Linked DNA regions of Homo sapiens: all the other regions are linked to region 3. Evidence: read pairs that join two places in POLR2A ChIA-PET (ENCODE). Cell type or tissue: CD4-positive, alpha-beta T cell. All regions are shown on one strand.

Region 1 (4,000 bases), 78 kb after region 3:
TTTTATATTTTCTTCACTTTTCTGGCTTTGCTCTAAATTATCTTAGGGATTTGATGCTCTAGTAAGTGAAATTATTTTTTCTTTTACTTTCCTTTCCTTTTCTTCTTTTTTTTTTTTTTTTAGACAGAGTCTCACTTTGTCACCCAGGCTGGAGTGCAGTGGCGTGATCTCAGCTCACTATAACCTGTGCTTCTCAGGTTCAAATGATCCTCCAACCTCAGCCTCCAAAGTAGCTGGGACTATAGGAGCTCACCACCACACGTGGCTAATTTTTTTGTATTTTTTGTAGAGACGGGGTTTTGCCATGTTGCCTAGGATGGTCTTGAACTCCTGAGCTCAAGAGATCCACCCACGTTGGCCTCCCAAAGTGCTAGGATTACAGTCATGGGCCACTGTGCCCGGCTTTTTTTTTTTTTTTTAATTATATTTTCTGTCACATATTACAGATACTGACTTTTGTGTGTTTATTTTGTAGCCAAGCAGGCAGTTTTCTTGCCCTACTACATTGGCTAGAATTACTAAAATAAGATCAAATAACATGGTGAGGGCAGGCATCCTGTCTTGTTACGGATTTAATGTGTTAAATCAAGTTTAGCCTAAAACTGTCTCCTTACATATTTTAAGTTTGACCTACAGGTTTTTCTGTCCATAATGAACTATAACCAAAATGGAGATGTAAACAGACTATAACCTGCTCTTGTGCCAATCACCGAGTTTTGGCCAATCAAAGGTGGCCAACTGTACAAACCTCAACTTGTGTTCAAATAAGGCAAATTCAGAGCTGTAACCAATCCGGCTGTTTCTGTACCTCACTTCCGTTTTCGGTACATCACTTTCCTCTTTCCATTCATAAATCTTTTTCCACGACATGGCTGTGCTGGAGTCTCTGAACCTACTCTGGCTCGGGAGGCTGCCCAATTTGCAAATCATTCTTTGCTCAATTAAACCATTAAATGGCATGGTGGCTCACGCCTGTAATCCCAGCACTTTCAGAGGCCCAGGCAGGCAGATTGCTTGAGCCCAGGAGTTCAAGACCAGACTGGGCAACATGGCAAAACCCCATGTCTACAAAAAATACAAAAATCACCCAGGCGTGGTGGTGCACACCTGTAGTCCCAGCTACGCAGGAGGCTGAGGCAGGAAAATCACTTGAACCCAGAAGGCGGAGGTTGCAGTGAGCTGTGCTTGCACCACTGCACTCCAGCCTGGGTGACAAAGCAAGACTCTGTCTCCAAAAAAAACTTAAATTTAATTTGGCTAAGGTTTTTCTTTTAACAAATGGGAAGTGTCTCTAGTGTTTCACATAATGTGTACTGGTTTGAAAGTACCACTCTTTATCAGCTCTTTAACAGGTTAAGGAAACACCTTTATATTCCAAGTTTACCAAAGGTTGTTGTACTCTGTTTTTTTTTTGTTTTTTGTTTTTTTTTTAGAGATGGGGTCTTGCTATCATCCCCAGGCTGGAAGGCAGTGGCACAATCACATCTCACTGCAGCATCAAGCTCCTGGGCTCAAGTGACTCTCCTGACTTAGCCTCCCAAGTAGCTGAGACTACAGGCATGTGCCCACATCCTGCTTAAAGTTGTACTATTTTTTTTTTTTTGAGACAGGGTTTCGTTCTGTTACCCACACTGGAATGCAGTGGCACAACCATAGCTCACTGCAGCCTTTACTTCCTGGGCTCAAGCAATCCCCCTGCCTCAGCCCCACTGTAGCTGGGACTACAGCTGCATGCCATCACACCCAGCTAATTTTTGTCTATTTTTTTTTTTTTTGTAGAGACAGGATTTCACCATGTTGCCCAGGCTGGTCTCAAACTCCTGGCTCAAGCGATCTGCCCGCCTTGGCCTCCCAAAGTGCTGGGATTACAGGCATGAGGCACTACCCCTGGCCAGTTGTACTCTTTTTAACAGACATATTTAAGATTTCACTCCATACTTTCAACAAGCATCTATTGTATTTTTTGCAGAATAAAGCAACATTGGTAGCTTCTTCCTTTCATGATGAAGGAGATGATGATGATGATGATGATGATGATGATGATGATGATAATGATAAACTAAAAGCTACTCTAAGTATATGGCTTCCCGGTAAACAAATTTCACAAACAAGGCACTCATACTGTGGTAACAACAAAAATGTTTTAAGTCAAACAAAAGCCCACTACTATAATAAATCTTTTTTTTCACACTCCTAATTAGGTAACTCTCTTAACCAAATAAATAGCAAACAAAACAAAATAAAAACAATACATCTAATACTGCCATTGGGCTGCCAACCAGCAGATCACAGGATGACATTTTCTGGATATGCACAAAACTGAAAACATTTCAGATATTTTCTATAATTCTTTGAGTATAAAAATTTTCTGGACTATGTACTGTTTCATCTTATCAAATCCCTCAGACCAAATTTATTTAGATACATATGTTGCATTTACCACCTAATTTCTCTTAAACTTTGCTGTCTACAGAAGTTATTAGCAGGCACATCTGTGTACAATATACTGTAAAGTTCTACATTGACTATTTCTTCCGCTCCAAAGCAGGGCCTGGGATGATTACCATTCCAAGAGTATTTCTACTATATCTATTGTAGACAACACAGAACTTTATCAAAATAATGCTTACTCATTAGCCCTGTAAAGGCCTCCCACTGAAGTTATCTTTATTCCTGAATACAGTATAAGATCTTTAAGACCTATGGACAAAATAAGAGATCTACTATATAGCTCACAAAATTGTAAAATTTATATGTATATTTTTTATACCTTTATACATTTACATGTCTTTTGGAAGATACTGTGAACACTGATAATTTTAAAGAGGCCTCATTTAGTTTCATTAATGAAAATGATATGCATAAGTACTGCACACTTTCCTCTTTACATGCTAAAACTTGAATAATGACAAAAATATGCTGTACACTAAGCCAGACATAATTTAAAGCCTCCTTTTGTTTTCATGACTCAGGACCATCATTAAACACACCCATAATTGTCCAGTATCATTCCAAGTAGCTTGGGGTCTAAATCTGGACTCTGCTATGGGCTCACTCTTCCTGCTTAATTCTGACTTCCTCCCCTTTCCTCTTTCAGTTTTCATTCCGCTTAACACAGTCATTAATAGAAAGTAAACTCACTGAGAGCCAAAGGATTTCTCCAAAAGAATCAAGTTCGTACTTTCAATGCTAGGCTTTCAAAGCTATATGATGAGATAAGAGTGCCTTCCACATTTCCTTAGCTGTGCTTTGGAGGGGGTATCACCAGGACAAAGCATCTAACTTCTGTATGGTACCTCATATTTTTCAAAGAAGCTCTTACCTATTCTCTGTTTCAGTCATCCACAATAATCCTGTGAATCAAACTAGGCAGAATTTAACTTCTAATTAAAAAAATGTTTATGGGAAATAATCGATTTCCCTAAGATCACATAGAAAATCAATTAAACAAGCCTGGGCAGTCTACAAAAAAAAATTTAAAAATTAGCCAGGCCGGGTGCAGTGGCTCATGCCTGTAATCCCAGCACTTTGGGAGGCCGAGGCAGGCGGATCACAAGGTCAGGAGATCGAGACCATCCTGGCTAACACGGTGAAACCCCGTCTCTACTAAAAAATACAAAAAATTAGCCGGGCATGGTGGCGGGCGCCTGTAGTCCCAGCTACTTGGGAGGCTGAGGCAGGAGAATGATGTGAACCTGGGAGGCAGAGCTTGCAGTGAGCCGAGATCGCGCCACTGCACTCCAGCCTGGGTGACAGAGCGAGACTCCGTCTCAAAAAAAAAAAAAAAAAAAAAATTAGCCAAGCACGGTGGCTAGCGCCTGTAGTTCCAGCTACTGTGGGGGAAAGGAGCGGGTGGGGGTGGAGGGGTGCTGAAGTGCAAGTATCGCTTGAGCCCAGGAAATTGATGCTCCAGTGAGCCATGACTGCACCACTGCGCTTCAGCCTGGGCAACAGAGCAAGACCCTGTCTCAAAGCAAATTCAATGAACCTGAAAAAAAGA
Region 2 (4,000 bases), 510 kb before region 3:
AGGTGAGACGTTCGAGACCAGCCTGGCCAACGTGGTGAAACCCCCGTCTCTACTGAAAATACAAAAAAGAAAGTTAGCCAGAAGTGGTGGTTCACACCTGTAATCCCAGCTACTCAGGAGGCTGAGTCAAGAGAATCGCTTGAACCTGGGAGGCAGAGGTTGCAATGAGCCCAGATTGTGCCGCTGCATTCCAGCCTGGGGGACAGAGTGAGACTCTGTCTCAAAAAAAAAAAAAAAAAAAAAAAAAATCTTAAGTTGTTCCACTTTGGAAAAAATTGCATATATGAGGGCAGCAGTGCTGCTACTGAAAATCGTTTTTTTAAAGACAGTAGTTTTATGACTGCCTTTACCTACTAAAAGAAATACAGCACATAACAGCCAATGGCTTTACTGCAAGTTATGTTGTTTGAGACATGCACAAAGATTTCCCAGATACCCTCTGTATATCTATTCCATTGTACCAATATCATTCACCTTTCTGGACACAGAAACATGAGACAACATTCAAAAGCTTAAAAGGAGTATGTCATAAAAAGCAAATCTCCCTTTCAATCCTGACCCACAGTCATCCAGTTTCTCTACTCAGAGGCAGATGGCAGTTTCTTTCACACACACTCACACGCACACACACACACACACCGGTATGTGTCCCTGCCTCATGGCACTATCTATACCTATTGCATTCTTTTTAAACTTACCAGAATAAGGTTGAGTCTAAGTAACAAGAATTGTAATGACCCTGGATGCCTTTCTTCTTCCCAATCATTATCTCCAAGCCTTCTTTTTCCATTTTTGGTGGAGTATTTTCTTCTACTACTTCACTTAAGTAGCCTCCAAATGCTGAAAAGATTTTTTTAAAAAAAGTAAATGAAAAGAATTCTTTTAAACTATTACAATATGTATTCCCATAAATATTTTTTCATTTTAAAATGTTTTTGTATTTTGATGCAAAATTTTTTCTTTAAGTGGAAAGTAGGCTTTGGTTAACTGCTATTTGACTTGGCTTATAAAAATTGCTATTGTTCATTTTCAACTTCATTTCCTCCAAGATTTAAAAACACACTTTAGAGTATTATGTGTAAAAAGCATCTGTCAAGTAAAATATGTTTCCCAAATATTTCACTATTTATCTGAAGTTGCTTCACTTTCAAGTTTGAAAAGAAAATGAAAATTCCAAAGTACTATTTCAACATAATAAGAGTGTTTTTCATAAAGATGGCTTTCCTGTTTGCACCTGCTGAAGCCCCAAGATGCTTTTCCACTATTATGTAGAAGTGGAAAGGAACAGCACCAGGAAACTGCCACCAATTACACATGATGAGGAGAGCTGTCCTCCAGCAATCAGTTGAAATCTACTTCTTACACTAAAATGCTGATTTCTTTGTAAGATACACTCACTGCTGTAAACAAGACACTGTGAGGGAAGTCAGTAAAAAAAAAAAAGAAGGTTACATTTCAATTTCTACCACTAGTATTGCTGAAAACTAAATGTCTGTCATCAACAGGAAGAGAAAAACAAACCACACTATTATTCACTTTATAAGTCCCAAACGCACGTCCTAATACTTTTTTAAGATGTCCCCTCTTAAAACAACTTTCTTATACACCATGCAACATTTTTACTGATTTAAAGCTTAATGAGCGTTGGCAAGAAATATATTAAAACACTGTCACCATCACCTAATATAACATGATATGAGATTAGAATTAGAGTCATTCCAGGTTGTTAAGTAAACAAAAAGCATCCAAATACCTAAAGAGTTACAGCGCTCAATCTGATTGGAAACCGGCTGCAATGATGCAAACCTAGAGTCAGGCCTGCAGCTCTTCAGTTTCACAAACAGCGCCTTCTTCAGGGCACAGGTGAAATACCGAGTGCCTCTGAAGGTTCCATCCGTACAGCCTGCACACTCATCTTCCTGAAAAAGAAATGCTTCAATATGCATTATACCGTGCCTTACAGAGATAGTATACAAAGAACTAAGGTTTCTAAGACCTGTTTCTAGTATACCCTTTCTCACCACTCCCTCTTCGCACCTGTACTGAGAACCTCATCAAGAAAAAGGAGTTGAGTAATCAGTGCTTCAGCCCACAGCTACTGATTTAAGAAGTGACTTCCTTAATCCAGCATGAAGTCCTTCTTGTATTTCCTTTCAGAATATATGCTTCAACCTCCCCTGGTTAAACGGGCTTTCCCGCACCATTTCTACAAGCATTAAAACAGGCAGGGAAGGAGAAGGCTATTTATTTTAACCCTCATTCTTGCCTCCCCACCATGCCCCATAAGATAGTATTCACTAGCATGGAAACAAACAAGAAAAAAAAAAAAAGAAATATATTTAAATTGGCCAGGTGTGGTGGCTCATGCCCATAATCCTAGCACTTTAGGAGGCCAAGGCGGGCAGATCACTTGAGTCCAGGAGTTTGAGACCAGCCTGGGCAACATGGCAAAACCCTGTCTCTACTAAAAATACAAAAAATTACCAAGCATGATGGTACATGTCTGTAATTCCAGCTACTCAGGTGACTGAGGCAGGAGAATAGCTTGAGCCCAGGAGGTCGAGGCTGCAGTGAGCCCTGACCGTGCTACTGCACTCCAGTCTGGGTGACAGAGTGAGACCCCATCTCTAAATAAATCCTAAACATACTCAACTTCTCCTTTCCTGATTACAAAATATCAAATGATATGTTCTCCTGATCTCTAAAGGGAAAACCTTTCCCTCTAGCAAAGGTCTCAAAAGATCTCTAAAAATGGTGATTAACTTTAAAGCCAGTGATATAATTATTAGAACTGACCAGGGGAAGGGGCTGAAGAAGAAAGAGAAAAGCTGATGGCAAATTTGCTTGATTTACTAAATTCTGTTTAATATAAGGAGCCTAAATCGATTGGCCTAAAAATCAACTTTCATTCCTTGAACATAAATCAACTAACATTAGGACAAGTGGGTCGCAAGCTTCAGGGGCGGCAAAGGGAAGTCAGAAAACATGGTGAGAAAATTATTCTGCAGTGATAGCTTTTCTGACAAATATAACAGTTTGTCAAAAAGCATATAATAGGGCGAAATCTGCACAAAACCTCACAGAGAAAAAAATTGAAATTTTTGGGTCAAGTTAAATTACCAGTTCCAGTCCAGCGAGCACTTCATTCAGTCCTGGTGGCTGACCGATCCAACGGATTACCCCATAGAAAGGAGGGTTCTCCTTAACTTCAGCCAATGAGCCCACTTCTAGACCATGTGAGTTCCCAGGAGGCATGGCCAAGGGTGGACTCTCTTGGACGGGTGCAGTGTTTAGCTCTTCCATTACAGACTGGGCTGACAGAGAAAGTGGACTGTGGCCAATACTTCCATTGGTATTGGGCATCTTGGTGAGACTGAATGGTAAAGAGTGGAATCTGTTCTCGGTGGTCAGTGAGTTCACAGGAGGAGGCTGGAGTGGTGGTGAAGAACGGTCAAAGTCTGTAGATATCTCTGTAAGAGATTTTGCAGGGTCTTCTGCAACTAAAAAATTATTCCTAATTACAGAAATGTATTCAAGGATATTGACTCTGTCTTACATTTCTAAAAATTTATATACAGATCTAGTCCAACTGCCCACCTGACCTCCCTGCTATTAATAGTACTCTCATAGGCATCACAAAGTTATTATCTCCAACAGTGTTCTCGCTCCTCTCTCCACCTCCATATTTATGCACCTCAGTCAATGGCACCCAACTGTTCAAACCAAAAAAATCTATTATCAGCGGGTATCGTATACGTGATAGTCTTTGTCCAAAATACAATTAATTGAGAAGGCAGTACAAAAAGATACCGAAAACCTTAAGAAACGCTTCTATATATCTAATGGATCAAAAAAGAAATAATACGTTTTAACAATAAAGAAAAAAGAGAGAAAAAGTAACAAAGAAAGAAAGAATCCTTGTGAAACATGGCTAAATTAATACTTATAAGGGAATTTTATAGACTTCATTGCTTATTTCAGAAAAAAACAAAAGCTAAAT
Region 3 (4,000 bases):
AGGGAGCTCACAGGTGACATCCCAGGCAGAGTCGGGTCCTCGGCCCAAGCCTTCCAGGCTTGCTGGCAGGAGACGGCACAGTACCCAGGCCTCAAGACAAGCTCTGCGACCTCTGAGCCCAGCCGGGAGACAAACTGGGCCAAAAACCACCTGGCTGGCTGTCTCCTCTGAGAACCTGCAGAGAACCATGAATGGGCTGGGCTACCCAAGGGTGGTGGGCGGGGGTGCTCTCGCTCCATTTCTAGCCAGGGCAACTGACTCTGGGACCTTAACCTCCAAGCCCAAAGCCCACCTGCTAGGAAACAGTGGAGCTAGGATTCGAACCCAGGCCTGCCCCTCTCCAAGGCCCAGTGCAGATTAACTCTCTATCTGCATTTCCTGAGGTGCATTCTGCCCAAAAGCAGGAACATGAAAAGCTACATATGCGCAGCCACACACATCCACAGCCATTTCTGGTCACAGGTGGTGCTGAGCTCAACATTCTCCTCTTCCCCATTTAAAGATCCCCCATACACATTAGCAAATTAAAGGCTCTGACAAGTCCTGCAGGAAAGAAGCCTGCTGAATTAAACACAGCTGAACATTTCCCCATCCTTTTGTTAATGAGACTCTTTTTGCACTGAATCCCTAATGAACCTCCTTTGGGAAATGCTGACTTTGGAGTCTCTGAGACCCACCTAGGAACTCCTCCCCTAAGAAGGCTCCCTGGGTAGCTGTGGCCTGTAGAGCCCACTAGCCTCCCCTTAATTGACAGCCTATGAAGCTCTTTAATGCTGGGGGCCCCACTTACCCACCTCCACCTGACCCCAGGTTGGGCTAGCTGCGCACAAGAAGGTTGCAGGTGCTGGCGGGACCAGCCCATGCACCTGCCTGTGGGCCAGGACACCTACCCTGAGCTTAGCCTCCCAGGTGGAGGTGAGAGGAGAGGCCTGAGTGAAAGACCAGGGCTCTCAGGTGCTCACGGTCTCAACAGCACCCTCCCTAGGCAGTTTTCAGCTGGGAAGCACCTTGCCCTGGGGAAAAGCAAGCAGGAAAACAGCTCCAAGTGCCAACCCGGCAAAGGGCTCCTGTCGAATTTCCTGCCTCTCCCATGGAATGCAGAGGAGTGGCCCACCTGCCTCAGTTTCCCCATCTGCCACAGTGCAGGGAATAGAGCCCTGGGCTGAATGTCAGGTGATGTAAGGTACAGTCCCAGCTCTCCCTGTCACCAGCTGTGTGACTCGGGCAATTCTTCACCCTCTCTGGGCCTGACTCCTCCAGGGCAGGAAAGGCCTCCAGGGTCTCTGAGGGCCCTTCCCACTCAGACCAGCAGAGAAGCCAGTCACAGAGAGGTCAGTGGGAGAGGCCTCTCCCACCCAGAGCTCAGCGTGCCACCCATGGAGCTCAGTGAGGCGTCACTGCCTAGCCTGGCCTCCTGTCCCAACAGCAAGCCTGAAGCCACCACCTGGCCCGGAGGCCCCCAGTTTGGCCTCCATGACACCAGCTCGCAAAGTGCCCAGCCCCAAACCAAGGCGCTAAGACCCTCACTTCCCCGAGGCTTCCTGAGAACCCGATCCAGGCCTAGGGGGCACGAGAGACACAGAGGGGACTGCCTCGTGAAACCGCGCCAAGAGCCCGGAAGAGCCCTTCTGCAGGGGAAGCAGCCCCACCCAGCCTCCCCCACCAACCACAGCCCCAGCTTCCGGACCTGCACCCACACAGAAGAGCCCTCGCCATGGCTGTCCCTGGAGCCCAAGACCCCATTCCCGGTCACTCACTCCTTCCTTCCACAAACCCTGCCCTTACGGAGCTATTGGGCACAGGAGGTCACTGTGATGGAGTCTCACGCCACAGGAGCCCCGTGGCCCCCGAAACGAGGCCTCCCACACCTACCCAGGACCCCCCAAAACACCAAGCCCGATCTCTGCTCACCCCTTGGCCAAAAAACGCCTCTAGAGCTTCCCTGGCCTCCTCTGTGGCTGCGTGATTTGGCTGATTTCGGTTCCCCAAACAAGCCCCACCCTTTCATCTCCAGCTCCGGCAATCTAAAAACACGCCCACCTCCTCACCTCCAAATGCCTTCTGCCTGGCGAACTCCTGCCCGCCCTTCAGGGCCAACCTGAGCTGCCACCTCTTCCAGGAAGGCTGCCTGGTCCCCTCCCAGTCTGGCCTTGTTCCTTAGCTTCCCCAGGGCCTGCACCTCCCACAGAAGCACAGGCTACCCTGACCTGTCACTACCTGGCTGCACGTCCAGCCATGCACTACCCAGCTCCCAGGATCTAACCCTGCCTGGTACACAGGGACATCAAACCCCATACTCCACAGACTGGGGGGTACAGCCAGCACTGAACTGGCAGCTAAGGACTGGGCCCCAACCCTGGAATCCCCAGTCCCAACTGCATGAGCTCTGGCAGGTGACCTGCCTCTCAGGACTCAGTTTCTCACCTGAGCAATGGGGATGAAACCCTTCTCTTCGCTCCATGGCCTATTCTAGCAGTGACGTGACCTCATAGCTATAAAACCTCATAAACCCCCATTGCACATGGAAAGGGGCCCATCCTGCCACCAGGAAAGAGGCCACATGTTGGTGCCACCAGACCCCCATCTGCCAAGTGCCACTGAGCTCCTGCCTGCAGCAGGTGCAGGCACTGCTGCTGCTACAACACACAGGACAGGCATGGGTCCCCTGAGGAGCTCATGCCAGGAGGAGGGCAGATTGTCATAAATGAGCCAAGTGAGGAAAAGAAATGCCAGGGCAGGGCAGAAGGGGAAGGCAGGAAAGCATGGTGGTTGGGAGCACAAGCTCTGAGATCCAACAGCAGGCCGTGAATCTCAGCTCCACCTTGGAGGAGCTGTGTGACCTTGGGCATGTTCCTGAACCTCTCTGGGCCTCAGTTTCCTAACCCACAGAATGGACTGGTAACAATACCAGTTCTCAGGGGCTTCACGTAGATGTGGGCACACAGCAAGTACCATCACCCAGGGCCACCCCAGTCAGCTCCAGACACCAGGGTGAGCAGCCTGAGAAATCGTGACATAAACAGGCACTGGGGACACACTTCAGTACCAGGGTCTCAGCCTCACTTCCTGCCTGCCCCCAAAGGGCAGCTCTGCTCTTGTACCCATGCCCAGGAGAGCTGAGCCTGACAAAGGGATACAGAAGTGCTGGTCCCTGCCCCCAGGGGATGGAGCAGTGTCTCCAGGGAGTCTGGGTATATCAAAAGAGGCCACTTCCCATTAGCCCAGGCCCCCCTTAAAATAGCTCCTTCAGACAGCTTAAAAGGGCTCCTCCTCCCAGCCAGAGGGGGTACCGGAGACAGGCCTGGGGGCCCAGGAGCCAGATGCGCACACACACAGAAGGAGGTCTCATCCCAGCCTACACCAGCACCCTGGACCCCTGCTCCAGCAAGGAGATGCCCAGGAGGAGGGAGACCCAGACTCCCAAGAACAGCAGCAGGACCAAGACAAGCCCACAAGACTGGCCCCCAGTCCACATCCCTCCCATGAGTGAGGCCAAGGGATGTGCTTGTGAATGGGGCAGGGCCTGCAACTCCAACATAGCTCCCACCAGGAAGACACACCAGCCCCAAGGCTGCAGAGCTCCCAGGGCCTCAGTTTCCCCATCTGTGCAGAGCAGCTGCATCCCAGGGTGCTAGGCTTCTCCCTGCCCAGCCAGTCGGTGACTCCAGGAAGCAATGATCTCAGTCAGCTGCGCCCGAGGCAGTGTGACTAGGTTGTTTCAGAGGCCAGCATGAGGAAAGCTGGCCAGTTACAGGGGCAGGAAGGGCACCCTGGAGGGCAGGAAGAGCCTGGGGCCTGGAAGACAAAGCACCCCGATCAGGGTGCCCTGGGTCCAGCGGCCTCCAGGGATCCGGGCCCTAGAAGGCGGGTGGTGGCATCACCCACTGCAGGTACCTTCTGCCTTCCAGGGACATGAGCTCCTCCCCAGGGTACAGGCCTGTGTCTGAGGGTCATGGCCATTCCTTCTGCCCTGTCACCTCCAGCATGTCCTGATACCCTG

What was found. ChIA-PET counts read pairs that join two places held together with the same protein. Peaks named below come from ENCODE experiments on the same cell type or tissue, not always from the same donor. Only the 100,000 strongest peaks of a DNase experiment are listed, where the experiment ranks them.
Region 1: POLR2A ChIA-PET joins it to region 3 with 5 read pairs; 5 of 35 experiments call an interaction of 5 or more read pairs at or near these places.
Region 2: POLR2A ChIA-PET joins it to region 3 with 5 read pairs; 3 of 35 experiments call an interaction of 5 or more read pairs at or near these places.

The regions. Positions count from the first base shown.
Region 1 is chr16:50,194,539-50,198,538 of GRCh38, reverse strand. All of the region lies in intron 1 of TENT4B (terminal nucleotidyltransferase 4B), which reads right to left. Among named protein-coding and RNA genes, the nearest start is that of TENT4B, 43 kb to the right of the region's middle. In CD4-positive, alpha-beta T cell, no CTCF peak of the experiment used is centred here; a DNase peak (open chromatin) is centred at 1,588.
Region 2 is chr16:50,779,165-50,783,164 of GRCh38, reverse strand. CYLD (CYLD lysine 63 deubiquitinase) reads right to left here. Exons shown (of 19, transcript NM_001378743.1): 9 at 3,121-3,500; 10 at 1,754-1,919; 11 at 699-840. Among named protein-coding and RNA genes, the nearest start is that of CYLD-AS2, 22 kb to the left of the region's middle. In CD4-positive, alpha-beta T cell, a CTCF peak has its summit at 1,842 (motif pointing left); a DNase peak (open chromatin) is centred at 1,844; H3K27ac peaks cover 1,558 bases.
Region 3 is chr16:50,272,110-50,276,109 of GRCh38, reverse strand. The region is part of intron 1 of ADCY7 (adenylate cyclase 7); the gene reads right to left. Among named protein-coding and RNA genes, the nearest start is that of ADCY7, 7.6 kb to the right of the region's middle. RefSeq lists enhancers at 1,659-1,728, 3,140-3,974, 3,975-4,000. In CD4-positive, alpha-beta T cell, no CTCF peak of the experiment used is centred here; DNase peaks (open chromatin) are centred at 1,619, 1,999 and 3,710; H3K4me3 peaks cover 2,589 bases; H3K27ac peaks cover 4,000 bases.